Regions from separate parts of the Mus musculus genome. Here region 2 is linked to region 1. Evidence: chromatin loops called from intact Hi-C (ENCODE). Cell type or tissue: left cerebral cortex. All regions are shown on one strand. Each heading gives the region's core, and the rest is flanking DNA. Links, peaks and the distances in the headings are about the cores only.

Region 1 (5,907 bases), core at 3,408-5,907:
CTTGGGCCATGTGGCAAGATCCTGTCTCAAATATGTAAAATAGCCAGGCAGTGGTGGTGCACACCTTTAATCCCAGCACTCGGAGGCAGAGGCAGGCAGATCTCTGAGTTCCAGGCCAACCTGGTCTACAGATCTAGTTCCAGGACAGCCAGCGCTGCACAGAGAAACCCTGTCACAAAACAACAACAACGACGACAATGACAACAACAGCCTCCTGAAATATGTAAATAAACAAAAATATATTCCAGAAATCTATCAAGAACAGTGTTGTTTTACGTCATTGCATTTTTGCCACACTTATTCTACACCCACGGATGTAACAAATCTTAGCTGTAAAAACAGGTCGCCTCTGTGCTGAGCGTGGACAGACAACTCTTGTCATTATGCCAAAAACAATAGACTGCAAAGTGTTATCTATGCACCATTTATATCACATTAAATGTCACTCATAATCTGGAGGGGATTTACATTTTCAGAAGGACGTATGTGGTTTATAAGTGAATCTCACAATGTTTTATACAAGGGACTTGAAAAATCTGGTGTCCTGGGAAATGGTGCCAGGGAGGTCCTGTCCCCTCTCCTCCCACATACCACAGGGACTATTCTTTGTGATTAAGGTACATTTGAACTGGATTAAATAAAGCTACAGGCACTCCATTATTGCAACTTACATCATCAAAAAATTGCAGATATTTATTCTCTCTCTCTCTCTCTCTTTCTCTCTCTCTCTCTCTCTGTGTGTGTAGATGAGTGTGCCATGACACACATCTGGAGGTCAGAAGACAGCTTTCTAGGGTCCATTCTCTTCTTCCACCATGTGGGTCCCAGATCCTGAACTCAAATGATCAGGATTGTGGCAGAGACCTTTACGCACTGAGCCATCTCGCCAGCCCAGGAAACTTTTCTTTCTCATTCAAAACTTCTACTAATATTTGTAGGATATCAGTTTCCCTCAAAATATATTTTAATGCTTGACATAAACTCTCAGACCCTAATTTGAATATTCTATCTGTAAAATTAGACCAGGAATTACTGGCATGTGAGAAATTGATAAATATAACTGTTTTCTTGGAAAGTTTCTCTGCAACAGATAGATGATATACTCAATTGGATAATACAAGGGATTTAATAAACTAGATTCAAAGCTTTGAGGGAAACAAAAAGTTGCCGAGGATATTCCAACGTCCACTTAAACAGATGCAAGAATGAAGCAGATAAATTTCAGAACCAGAGAAAGAGAAAAACACCTGAATTGTAACTAGAGTTGAGGAATGCAGTCAGTCCTGCTAACCCTGGACGTTTGCTGCTCTCTCACATCTGTTGGTACTTCACACTCTCTCCAGGGAGATGGAAAGGGGTCACAGCGTTGTAGCCCAAATCATCACTCTCCCAGGGCAAATGAAAGATATTAAACACAGCTCCCACCACCTCATTCCATTCTAAATGTCCCCTGCAGTCCTCTTACTACAGCAATAGAGGGGCCATGGCATTGAGGCCAGGTAGTCTTGGATTGCTGTACAGTGTCTATCCTTAGTTGTTCGCATAAGCTTGGCATGAATATTTTAAAGTGATAACCAGGAGTCCATGATCACCTCGACTGCAGGATTCACAGTTCACTTCCTCTTTGAAAATGTCTGGCTGGTGCTTCCCCAGAGTTCCCCTACCAGGCGGTAGACTCTTTAGAAAATACTGATTCCAAACGCTTCCCTGAATCTTCTGACACCAGCCGCTGGAATTGAACTGGGGAACCCCTGACAGGGGGATTCTGACAACTCTGGCTCAGGGCTTTTCTCCACTCTGCATGCTGCTGAGTTGTTGGTACATTCACTTGATTCCTGATAATGGGCCTGGAGAAATTGGGGGAGTCACCGGAGGCAACCTGCGGGAGGCTTCGCTGCAAACATAGACTCAAAATTGGCCAACGTATGCTTAATCAACAATGATTAGCACCACTCTGAGGTAAGAGTGCTTCCCTCTGTATTGTTTTAAAACTGCTGTTGGCCTGATGGATGACGGGCACAGAGATGCTACAAAACTATGAATGGCATGCCACGTCTAGATGTCTTTGCACACTGAAACTCCCTTGGAATGCAGGGTACCTGGCTCATTCCCTTCCTCTCAACCCCCTACAGGTACACTCTTCCCAAACAGTTCCATCATGAAGACAAAGCAGGAGGCCATACGAGTGTGAGGAGGAACAAGTGGAGCTCCAGAGAGAGTATGAGAGCCCCAGCCTAGGAAGGAGTCAGTGCTCCACATGGAGCTACCCTTGCCCACACTCTCAGTTTGAATGGGTGAGAAGACTGGCACACAGCAGTGTCTGTGCACCTGTGTGCATGTCAAAGGCTTCCACACAGAGGGGCCACACATGTGAGGTCGAAGAACCCATGTTTAAGGAGCAGAGAACCTACATGGAGGAAGCAAAGACATGGAGCCTTTGCCGGAGAAGGACATCTAAGGGCAATGGGCACTGGTGGAACTGGGAGATGACCTCCAAGAAGGGAACTGATAAATTGGCAAATACACTGGGGATACAAAAACATCTCTCAGAGGATGGAATTATGAATACAAAAAAAGAATAAGCTCATGGTTTCAATAGACAGATTTAAACATACACCAACATGCACACACATATACACATTACATACACGTATAGAAATAATTCAAAGTTCTGTCCATTGAGAGGATCCAACAATGATGATACCTCAAAAGCCATGGCAACTATCACAAATCCTGGATCCTAAATGCCAGAGTCCATTGCAGACTCTCTTCGAGACTTGTCATCTCCCCACAATCAGCCCTTCCTCTCTGGGATAGAATTATAAGGCTGTGGCATTCTGTGGCATTGCAGCCCATTCCCCTAAAAGCTGCAAGATAAATGTATGGTCCTATCCAGTACCTGGCTCCTTGTCATGTAGGCTGTGTCAGACCAAATCATATAGTGGAGAACTTGCCACCAGCCCACCGAAGCACAAAGGTTAGGTATCGGCTTTGTTCAAGTGATTTCTCTGAAGGCACACCCCTCCTTTCTTCAGGTGCCCCCCCCCATTGTATTGTCCACAGTGGCTATCTTTTCTTCTCTTCAAGTTATCCTTAATAATACACAAGAAAGTAAAACTCAACAGGCTTCCTTGAGAGCCCAGGACAAGTGTTACTTGAACCTAATCTCAAAGAAACATTGGACAAAACCCAACTGAGAGCTGCTCTGTGAAATAATTACCCTGTATTGCAAACACCCAGGCCTTGAAAACAGAAACAGACAGAGGTGAAGATGAAGTGAGAAGCCAGCTGGGGCCTTCAGGACAGTTGGGACAACAGGAAAAGCTTGGTTGGTGTTTGCCTTAGTCACTGTTCTATTACTATGAAGAGACATCATGGCCAAGACAAGTCTTATAAAAGAAGGCCATTAATTGAGGGCTTGCTAATAGTTTTAGAGGGTTAGCCATTATCATCACGGTAGGAAGCAGACAGACATCTTGCTAGAGCAGTAGCTGAGAGTTTTACATCTTGATTGGTAGGCAGCAGGAAGAGAGAGTGAGGCAGGGCCTGGTTTGGGATTCCTCAAAGCCCATCCCCAGTGACACTCCTTCTCCAACAAGGCCATACCTTCTAATCCCTCCCAAGCGGTTCCACCAACTGGTGACCAAGCATTCAAACATGTGAGCCTGTGGTGACCATCCTCATTCAAACCATCACAGCATCCAAGGACTGTGAGTGGAAGACAGCGATGCTGCTTTCCTGACTTAGAAGTTTGCTCTGCTGTGATAGGTGTCTTTCTTGGGGTAATCAAAGGGCTTAAAAGGTGTTGAGTATCAGGCCCACTCACTCTCAAATAAGCGAGGAAGGTCTATGCTGTCTTTATATTTTGCTACAATTTTGTGATTGTTAAATGGAAAAAAAATTATCATAGGAGGGATAGGACCAGGAAGAGCTGGGGTCTACAATAACACATTCATGATACAGGTGTGTGTGTGTATATTTGTTTGTATATAGGGGTGGGTACAAGTAAGTATGTATAAGTGTGTTCATGGGTGTGTACAGCATGCACAGGTGTGTTCATGTAACACTTGCAAGCTGTTTTTTTCAGATCCAACTAATGAGAAATGTTTCATTTCTATGAAGTCAGTTTGCTATTTCGTCTAAATTTTTCTTTTCTTTTTTCCTTTTCTTTCTTTCTTTTTTTTTTTTAACATAAAGGACTTTTCACACAGATAATCAATGGGCATGACAGCCTCTAAAAAGACACATTCTGGTCTTTATTAAAATTCTAAAAGCCAGTCACAAATTCAACAGTCTGTCAACCAAACTCACGGTTTGCTTCTGTCCCTACTTTTACCATGGTGTAATTAGGATAAAAGTGGCCCGTCAGGTTGGCTCATGGTTAGTCAGGAAGCCTCTTGTCAGTTGAACTCAGTTGAGAGTTGTGGCTCTCTGGGGCATCATGTCCACTGCGTGCTGTAACATCCCACATTTCTCTGTTGCCCACCAGGCCTCTTCTGAGAGGCTGTCTTGAAAGCAGGCTGCTGGCATCTCAGGTCTCCTTGGGGTACTTCTCATGCTTAAGTTCTTCTTGACCAGAAGGAAAGATTTTAAACCAATTCAAACAGTTCCACTCCAGCCCCAGGTCTAAAAAGCTGTTCCCTTCGAGGTCAGCTGCTCACTGGTCATTTTGACCCTGATCCAAAACGACTTAGCAGAGTTCTCCAGCTCTGAGGTAGTGTCAGTCATAATAGGTTCTTTCTATGTTTTCCTTTCAGCGAGGAGCTTTCTGTCCATGGCTTGGTCCTCATGTGGCTGCCCTGGCTCAATGGACACTGTCTTGAATTGTACTCAATGGACATTCTATTTTTTTTCATGTCACAGTACTTACGATCCTTTCCAGGGCCTGATGCGGCTGCCCTGAAATCCTATCTTCTATTGCAGGGAACACTACACAATACTCTCCGGGACACGGCTGTGCTTGCCTCCGAGCTTCCAGTGCTGGGCACTCTTCTTTGTTTTGGCTCCCGAGTATAACCGCGTGATGTAGTTCATGCAACGCTTAGACTGGGGAGCTGAAAGAGACACACAGGAGAGATGAGCTCTGAACAGTGTTGCACCCGTGTATTTGAAGCTCCTCGGAGGTCATGCTTTAGTTATAAAACCCAACCTACAACAATCTCACGTATGTGAATGTTCTAAATACATTGTTGAGTCTTGGTTAAAAAAAAAAAAAAAAGCAACTTACATTACATAAGCAATACGCTAGCCAAACAGAAATAAAATACTCAACTGCAGAAAATAACACATTGTCTTCAGCAAAATCACATAGTAGAAAATAACAAGGCCTGTGGGAAACATTAGGTTGGGGCCGAACTCTCAAAGCCTGGAGCTGGAGATGACCGCAGACACTGATCTCTGGAAAGCCTAAAACAATGTGGCTGCAGTGTTGGGTTTGAGGCACTGAGGCAATGAGGATTATGCTAATTATCTTGGCTGTCAACATGATTGGACTGACAAACATCTAGAAAGTTCAGTAAAGCATGGTTCTTGGGTATCTGTTGTTTCTAGTGAGAGTGATGTACAGCCTGCGTGTGGGAAGCACCAACTGACAGGCAAGGGCCAGTGGGATAAAAGGAAGAAAAATGAGGAAGCCCATGAGCAACTGGGTTCTCGCTCTTCATTCACTTCCTGGCTGCCATGATGCAAACTTCCGCATTCCACCATATTCTCCCCACAACCGTGGACTGAGACCTTTGAAAGTCAGAGCTAATATAAAGCTGTCTTTCCTTTGTCTGTCCTTTGCTACAGCAGTGAAAACCAAACCAAACCTGACGAACACAGGAAGAAAATGGAAATCTGAGCCCAGGAGAAAAATCCTTCTGCCTATGAAGATGGAAGGCTCCCCCACGTCACCTTCTGCCTGCC
Region 2 (8,477 bases), core at 3,006-5,505, 130 kb before region 1:
GAAAGGGTTTATTCAGCTTACACTTTCACATTGCTGTTCATCACCAAAGGAAGTTAGGACCGGAATTCAAGCAGGTCAGGAAGCAGGAGCTGATACAGAGGCCATGGAGGAATGGTACTTACTGGCTTGCTTCCCCTGGCTTGCTCAGCTTGCTTTCTTATAGAACCCAGGACTACCAGCCCAGGGATGGCACCACCCACAATGGGGCCCTCCCACCCTTGATCACGAATTGAGAAAATGCCTTACAGCTGGATCTCATGGAGGCATTTCCTCAAGGGAGGCGCCTTTCTCTGTGATAACTCCAGCTTATGTCAAGTTGACACACAAAACCAGCCAGTACACCTTGTATAGTTGATCAAAAGCTTATGACTAAGAAGGTCATATGCCTTAGTGGGGAACTTACTACTTTTGATGTGACTTATAGCCAAATTGCCTTCTAAACACTTATGTTTCTATGCACAGGATAGTGATGCTCTCATCCTGGGCCTGACGGTAAACAATTAATTCAGACTCTCACAATTGGTTAAGTGCTGGGAATGACTGTTGAGTGCTCAGCCCTAATCAGGTTATCTGCATCACTTCTCCAAGGCTTACGGAACATTGAGGAAGAAGGGGTGGGAAGGTAAGAGGAGTGTTACCAAGCTAGCTATGACTTGGTTGTTGTAATCACGAACACTCAGCAGCTGTGGCTACCTGCACAAGACGTAAATGAAGAACAAACAAAAAAGCATGAAATAAGCAGAGAGACTATATAGGAAGAAGTGGATCTGGGAGGGGTTAAGAGGGAATGATCGGAGTGCATATACCAATTCATATGTGTGCGAAATTGTCAAAAATTTAAAAATGAAAACTTATAAGAAGAGAGTCTTCTGATATTTTGTCCTACCGCAGATGCCCAGACCCTGGGACTACAAGGTAACAAACTCTGAGATAAGATAATAATATGCAAAATTGTGTCTGAGATGGAGCAATGGTCAATTCATACATTAGCAGGAGAAAGAAAAGCAAGGCTGCAGGCTGTGTAGCATTTGGAGGATGGGGAAGCAGCTAAGGGCTTAGAAAGGCATCCCAAGTACCAAGCGTTGGCTCAATTGAAATTGTTTCCTGGAAATATTAATCTAGCAATTACAGGTAGGGGAGTCTGGAATTCAGGGGGACGACAAAGTCATAATGATTCCAAAGTTAATAAGGAGATATTTGTGTAGGGGGAGGGGGCTGGACAGATGGCTCAGTGGTTAAGAGCACTGGCTGCTTTTCCAGAGGTCCTATCTATAATGGGCTCTAGCGCCTTCTTCTGTCATGCAGGCATACATGTAAATAGAGCACTCAAATAAATAAATAAATAAATAAATAAATAAATAAATAAATAAATCTTAAAAAAAAAAAAAGAAGTGAGATCTGGGGAGATGGCCCAGTGAGCTTGCCACGCAGGTGTGAGAACCGGAGGTTGGGTCCTCAGTACTCCCTCAGTACTCACAGAAAAGCCGGACACAATGGAATGCATCTGGGCTTTCAGAGCAGAGACCGGCAGACCCCCAGAACTCAGTGGCCAGCCAGCCTAGTCAAAATGGTGAATGGCGAAGCAACTGAGGAAGTCATTAGCCTGTGGCTCCCATAGGTGCCCCTGCACACACCTGTGCACACGCTCATATACCACATGCACACACTCCAAACTGTAAAAAGGAAAAGAAAGAAGGAAGAAAAGGAGGTGATCAGGGGCTGGCGAGATGGCTCAGTGGTTAAGAGCACCGACTGCTCTTCCGAAGGTCCTGAGTTCAAATCCCAGCAACCACATGGTGGCTCACAACCATCTGTAATGAGATCTGATGCTGTCTTCTGGAGTGTCTGAAGACAGCAATAGTGTAGTTACATATAATAAATAAATCTTTAAAAAAAAGGAGATGATCAGTCTTTGAATAGAGGGTGTGACAGAAAGTGACAATAAGAGCAGATAGGAGGAGACTGGGGATGTAGTTCAGTGTAGAACAGTTGTCCTGTATGCACAAGGCTGTCTGTACTCCTCAGTAGCCCAAATGACATATGCTACCTCTTAGCAGTCCAAGCAGGGGACATAGCTCCCCAGTAGTTTCCCCCCTGACCCTGGAGTTACCTCCAGGTGGGTGTCAGCTGCTGTGATAGAATCAGAGCTTCAGTATTTTTCATTTTATTCACTATGTGTGTGCGAGTGTGTGCACACCTGTCACAGTGTGCCTGTGGCAGTCAGAGAATAAACTAAGGGACACAGTTCTCTCCTTCCACCATGTGATTGCTGGGGACTGAACTCAGATTGTCAGGCTGGTCATCTGGCCAGCCCCAGCCAGCCCCAGCTAGCCCCAGCCAGCTCCAGTCAGCCCCAGATTACCACTTTTTTTAAAACCTATTTATTTATTGTGTATACATCATTCTAGCTGCATGTATGCCTCCAAGTCAGAAGATTATTGTAGGTGTTATTACATATCTCATTATAGATGGTTGTGAGCCACCGTGTGGTTGCTGGGAATTGAACTCAGGACCTCTGGAAGAAGAGCCAGTGCTCTTAACCACTGAGCCATTTCTCCAGTCCAGGTCAGAGCTTTCAAATCAGTGACTTGTTGGCAGTCGGTTCCTTCACTAGCATTTATGGAGGTCTCAGCACTAAACTCACGGCATCAGCACCACCATGGTTTGTGCCCTTAATTCTGTACAGTACATTCAGCTTGTGTGGTGTGAAGGTTTGGGGGTGCAGGAAGAGCAGAGGTGTGGGACTCTTGTCAGCCTTTTGAGTTCAGTCTACATGTGACCTCTGCCCTTCAATTTCTAGGTAGCTCAGGGACAGTAATTGCACCTATATGATGGAATCTCTGTGAGGATTAAATGTGTTAATGGGAAAATGCAAAGGGAACAGTGCCAGGCCTGCCGTAAGTGTCTGATGTTATGCTCAGGACAAGGCTCTTTCTCAAGGGCAGTCTGTCACCAGATTGATACGGTCCAGCACGACATAGCAATAAGAGGCAAGGAAACAGGGAACAGAAAGAATTCTAAGCTGGGGTGACTCTTACAGAGACCTCGCCTGTCATTGAGGCAGATTCTTTCTACTGAATCAGGGTCTTGTCGGTTTCTAGGGCTCACCAGGGTTTCATTTTCTTCCCTCTCCCACAAGAATATGTCAAACCCACCTCGATTTTCCAGGCCTTTGGATAGCCTCAGAGTGTGCAAGATGCAGTGCCCCCCATGTAATTTTGAAGGTAACCTTTATCCACATCTAGCTCTGACGATCTGCCAGGGATTAAAATCTTTGCCTGGGACAAATGAGACTAGGTGTCTTATGGAAAGAAAAACAAAGACAAATTTCACCCCTGTCTGGACACAGATATACGTTAGCCTGTGAAGCACGCGAGCCTCAGAGATACACTCTTTCTTGTTCATTTAAGGGAAAAATGATCAGCAAGAAATCAATTAGCATCTTCTACGAGCAGGTCCTAAGCCCTTGGTACCCATTCTTTTATCCCCTCCTCTGCATACAAGCAGCATCTGTTCTGGGGATCTTGTCCTAATTGGGTCCAACCTGTTATCATTTGCTTGGCAAAGCCCCAAGAGAGCTCTTCCTTTGTCTCCAGCCCAGAGGAAGGCCATGGGGGATGACTGGCCAAAGGAATCAGGGGTCAGATGCAGAAATGACATCCATACATCTGAGACACTGATTTGCGTGCAACAAAAATAGTTTTTACTTAAGTTTCATATGGTCAATGATTTATGTAGGCTGACCTGATCACTGCAGTGGCCCAAGTTAGGGACTATAATTAATTCCATTTGGTTATATTAAAGAACAAGGGCAATGGTGGCTTTAAAAGGCTAAGGACTTGCCTGAGGTAGCAAACAGAAGGGAAGCCAAAACTTAGGCCCTGACTCTCCTGCTCTGGCCTCTGCACCCAGAAGTACTGTGCTGCACAGGCAGGTCTCATGTCCACAGATTCAAGCCAGTAAAGACTGAAAATATTTAATTTTTCTCAACAGTGCTTAGGAAGGAACCTAGGGTCTTCTTTCTTCTGTGTATGTATGTGTGTGTGATGTATGGGTAGATGTGATGTATGGGGGTGAATGTGTGCTTCTGTGTGATATGTGTGTTCACGTGTGTGATGTGTGCATGTATGGGTGTGTGTGATGTATGGGTAGGTATGATGTATGGGTGTGCAAGTGTGTCTCTGTGTGTGATATGTGTGTGCATGTGTGGGTGTGTGGATGTGTGTGATGTGTGGGTAGTTGTGATGTATGGATGTATGGATGTGTGTGTGTGATATGTGGCACTGGTATGTGGAAGTCAGAGGAGTTTCTTCTCTTCTTCCACCATGGGGTTCAGGAATTGAACACAGGTCTTTGCACTGATACAGCAAGTGACATTTTGTTGGCTCAGAACCCCAGGATCTTATGCAAGCCAAGTAAACATATTACCACTGAGCTATACCCACAATGATCAGATTGAAAAATACTTGAAAAAATTCACTTGAACTAAATACTAAATGTGTTTGATTTTTTTGTTGTTGTTGTTGTGTTTACCCCACACCACTATTTAATTTTGTATTTCTCACTCGGTCCCTGCCTCTCCCCCCCTCTCTCCCAATGATTGTGTGTGTACTTGTGTATCATACTTCATTGTGAGGAGTGCACATGCCATGGTATACAGTGGAGGTCTCAGGACAGTTTGTGGGAGCTAGCTCTCTCCTTGCAGGTCTCAGGGATCGAACTCAGGTGGTCTGGCTGAGTGGCAAGTGCCTTGACTTGCTGAGCCATCTTTCAAAGTCTGGCTTATTTAAAAATTAAAAACAATTCTAATCAGCATATAAGAATTAGGGCTCATTATGGCATTTTTATGTGTAATTTGGTTTTCTTAATCCTCATATTCCTCTTCTTCCCATCTCTTCCACGTATTCCTCCCTTTCCAGTGGCTTCTTCTCTTCTTTCCTTTAAATGTTTGATTTCTGCCTTCCTTCCTCAACATCTTGCCCCATCTCACAGCCCCCTCTCTGGTTTTACATCTTGTCACCATGCTTTCAGCGATACAATAAACATAACCAGTTGTTTAGCATTTGCATTAAATTAGGCATTGTACGCAATCTAGGGGTAAGGTCATGGTGCTGTATGCCTGTCATCCCGGCACTTGGGAGGCGAATGCAGAAAGATTATAAGTTAGAGGCCAGCCTAGGCTATATAGTGATTTTCTGGCCAGCTTTGTCTATAGAATAAAAGCTTGCTTCAAAACAAACAAGCAAACAAGCAAACCATGTGTATGTAGACCATGCATCATCCTATGAACTGGACACAAACATCCTTGGATGTTGTGTGTGCAGGGACAGATTTGTCATGGACACCAAGCATCAACTGACTGCATCTCACCTCTGCTGCCCCTTGGCTGCACTTAGAGAGCTAAGTTGACTGCCGCACTGGAGCAAAGGTTCAATCCAGATGCTGGTGCTGTAATAAACCCCAAGCCTTCTCTGCGGTCTGCCTGTTATCTGCAGGGAGCTTAGATGTGCCCTAGAGACGGAGGGTCCTGATGGTGCAGAGTGGGGCTTAGCTGCAGCGGAGGGGTGCTTAGTCACGAGAAGGTGCCTCTGGGCAGCTCTGCCTCAGAAGGCTCAAGATGGGTATGTAACTAAGATGCCAAAGGCAGATTAATATCGGCCATTAGAGGAAAAGGCCTGAGCCCAAGCCCAGAGTCTTAAGTAAGACATGCCAGATCTCTCACAGCAGAGCCTTGTGGGAATCCAGGAACTCTTTTCCTGAATGAGGGCTGACATTTCCTCTCATATGGCAGCAACCATCTACCTGAGCCAGACTATTAGAGTGCAGCACTTTCCCAAATGGGCAACCTGCAACCTGCTTGGGTTCAAGTCCAGATGCCACATTGAGATTCTTCCACTTCTTTTTTTCTTTTTTCCTTTTTAGTTTTTCGAGACAGGGTTTCTCTGTAGCCCTGGCTGTCCTGGAACTCACTTTGTAGACCAGGCTGGCCTCGAACTCAGAAATCTGCCTGCCTCTGCCTCCCGAGTGCTGGGATTAAAGGCATTTGCCACCACGCCCGGCGATTCTTCCATTTCTTATAGCCCATGGCTGCTCATTCAAATGTCCGCGGGAACCAGACAAGTGAAATCAGCAAATAGGAGAGGAAGAGTCCAAGTGAGCTATGCAGCTTGCTGTAGCCTGTGCTGCACCTTCTGCTTGACAATGAGTAATAGTAGCTATGTAATGATTTATATAGCTATATATATATACTCATTTATATAGTATATACAATAGCTATATAATGATTTTAAATAATGTAAAATTAACATATGATACATACACATATACATATATACACATATATGTATATATATATATGCACACATATATGTATGTATATATTGTTTTGTTTTTGTTGTTTACTTTGCTTTTGTTTCTTGAGGCAGGGCTTTTCTGTGTGTCCCTGTCTGTCCTGGTACTCTTTTTTTTTTTAACTTATTTATTTTAATTATGTGAGCACACTGTAGCTGTCACCAGAACAGAAGAGGGTGTCGGATCCCATTACAGATGGTTGTGAGCCACCATGTGGTTGCTGGGAACTGAACTCAGGACCGTTGGAAGCATAGTCAGTGCTCTTAACTGCTGAGCCATCTCTTCAACTCCTGGTACTCTTCCTATAGACCAGACTGACCACAAACTCAAGAGATCCACTTGCCTCTGCCTCCTGAGTGCTGGGACTAAAGGCATGTGCCACCATTACCTGGCTTTGCATTTGATATTTTATGAAGAGCATTCTGGTTGCTCCTCATCCTTTTGAAACAAGGTGGCTCTAGCTAGCACTGACATCGCCATCTTTGTCCTATGAGGCAGGTGTCACGATCCCTGGATTATAAATGGGAAATGGGTGGAACAACAATATGAACTAACCAGTACCCCCAGAGCATCTTGTCTCTAGCCGCATATATAGCAGAAAATGGCCTAGTCAGCCATCACTGGAAAGAGAGGCTCCTTGGTCTTGCAAACTTTATATGCCCCAGTACAGGGGAACGCCAGGGCCAAGAAGTGGGAGTGGGTGGGTAGGGGAGTGGCGCGGGGGGTGTGAAGGTATGGGGGACTTTTGCGATAGCATTTGAAATGTAAATGAAGAAAATACTTAATAAAAAATTGGAAAAAGGAAAAAAAAAGGAAATTGAGGTGCACAGGGGTCAAATGACTTGCCCATAGTCACACAGCTCAGTGCAGTTCCAGAACTTAAACCCGTATCATCATGCCCTATCTAACAGCTGTGCCCTTGCTGTGGTACCTGGCACGTAGCCCTGGCATCTGCGAGCCATCACTTATATCACCACACTAAATGCCATGGGGGAGGAGATTGGGGTGAGGACTCCCCTGGTACTGGCTGTGCAAGCCTGAGGGTCTGAGTTCAGATTCCTCAGAACCTATGTAAAACAAGATGTAGAATTGCATACCTGTAGTCCCAACGCTCATACGGTGTGATGGAGAATGAAGGTAGCAAGATGAGAGGTGGGATAAGAGAATCCCCAGAAGTTTGTGGGAGAGTTGGCCTGGTGTACTCAGTGCTAGACAGCAAGGACCCTGTCTCAGACAAAGTGGAAGGAGAATGACAGGTGAGGTTGTCCTTTGACCTACATACATGTGCTATAACACACACAAACATACACCACACACACTCACATATACACACTCACAGAACACACTCACATATATACTCCATACACTCACATACACCCTCACACACATACGTACCCCACACACTCACACACACACCACAACTCATGCATACATACTCACACACCCTCACACCCTCACATACACACACCACACACTCATATACACACATATACACACCACACAGTCACACATCACACACTCACACACACACACACACACACACACACACACACACTCCCCCATACACTTTCTAACTCTCTCTCTCACACACGCATACGCGCACATGCACACGCGCGCGCACACACACACACAGAGGCACACACAATGCACTCTCCACGGGAAGTACAGAGAACAACCTGACTAGACATTCCTTATACCTGAAGTGGAGCGACAAGACCCTCACAGGCCAGTGAGTCCACAGTGGAAGGAATGTGGCCACCGATTCAGTCGGAAAGGAGAAGTGAGGTTTTGTGCACAAAAGATCTGGGACACACCGATCAAACAGAGAAAACAAAGAGAATATGCATCTGCCCTGCTCAGCCCATTCTCTGTCTATTTGTCTCCTGGACTCTCAGTCTTAGGTGCTACAAAAAGTCCCCTCTTTTACTCACATGCGTGTGTGTGTGTGTGTGTGTGTGTGTGTGTGTGTGTGTGTTGCTGAGGGTTGAGGAGTTGATGCCTAGTCTCTCTTCAGCATTCTTTGCCATTTTAATTTGTTAAGTTTCCTAATTGCCTAACTACTCCTGAGCAGCAAGCTACGTGGGAATGCTGGGGCTGGTGTGTTCCCTTTCTTCTCCTTCCCCAGC

The links. Peaks named below come from ENCODE experiments on the same cell type or tissue, not always from the same donor. Only the 100,000 strongest peaks of a DNase experiment are listed, where the experiment ranks them.
Region 2: a loop joins it to region 1, with 2.2 times the contacts of the local background. A loop is called at or near these places in 30 of 42 quality-filtered maps.

The regions. Positions count from the first base shown.
Region 1 is chr9:40,968,584-40,974,490 of GRCm38, forward strand. Crtam (cytotoxic and regulatory T cell molecule) reads right to left here. Exons shown (of 10, transcript NM_001281954.1): 10 at 4,215-5,054. The coding sequence ends at 4,930. Among named protein-coding and RNA genes, the nearest start is that of Jhy, 8.5 kb to the left of the region's middle. In left cerebral cortex, for the core only: no CTCF peak of the experiment used is centred there; a DNase peak (open chromatin) is centred at 4,946; H3K27ac peaks cover 272 bases.
Region 2 is chr9:40,843,158-40,851,634 of GRCm38, forward strand. No RefSeq gene overlaps it. Among named protein-coding and RNA genes, the nearest start is that of Bsx, 27 kb to the right of the region's middle. In left cerebral cortex, for the core only: no CTCF peak of the experiment used is centred there; no DNase peak of the experiment used is centred there.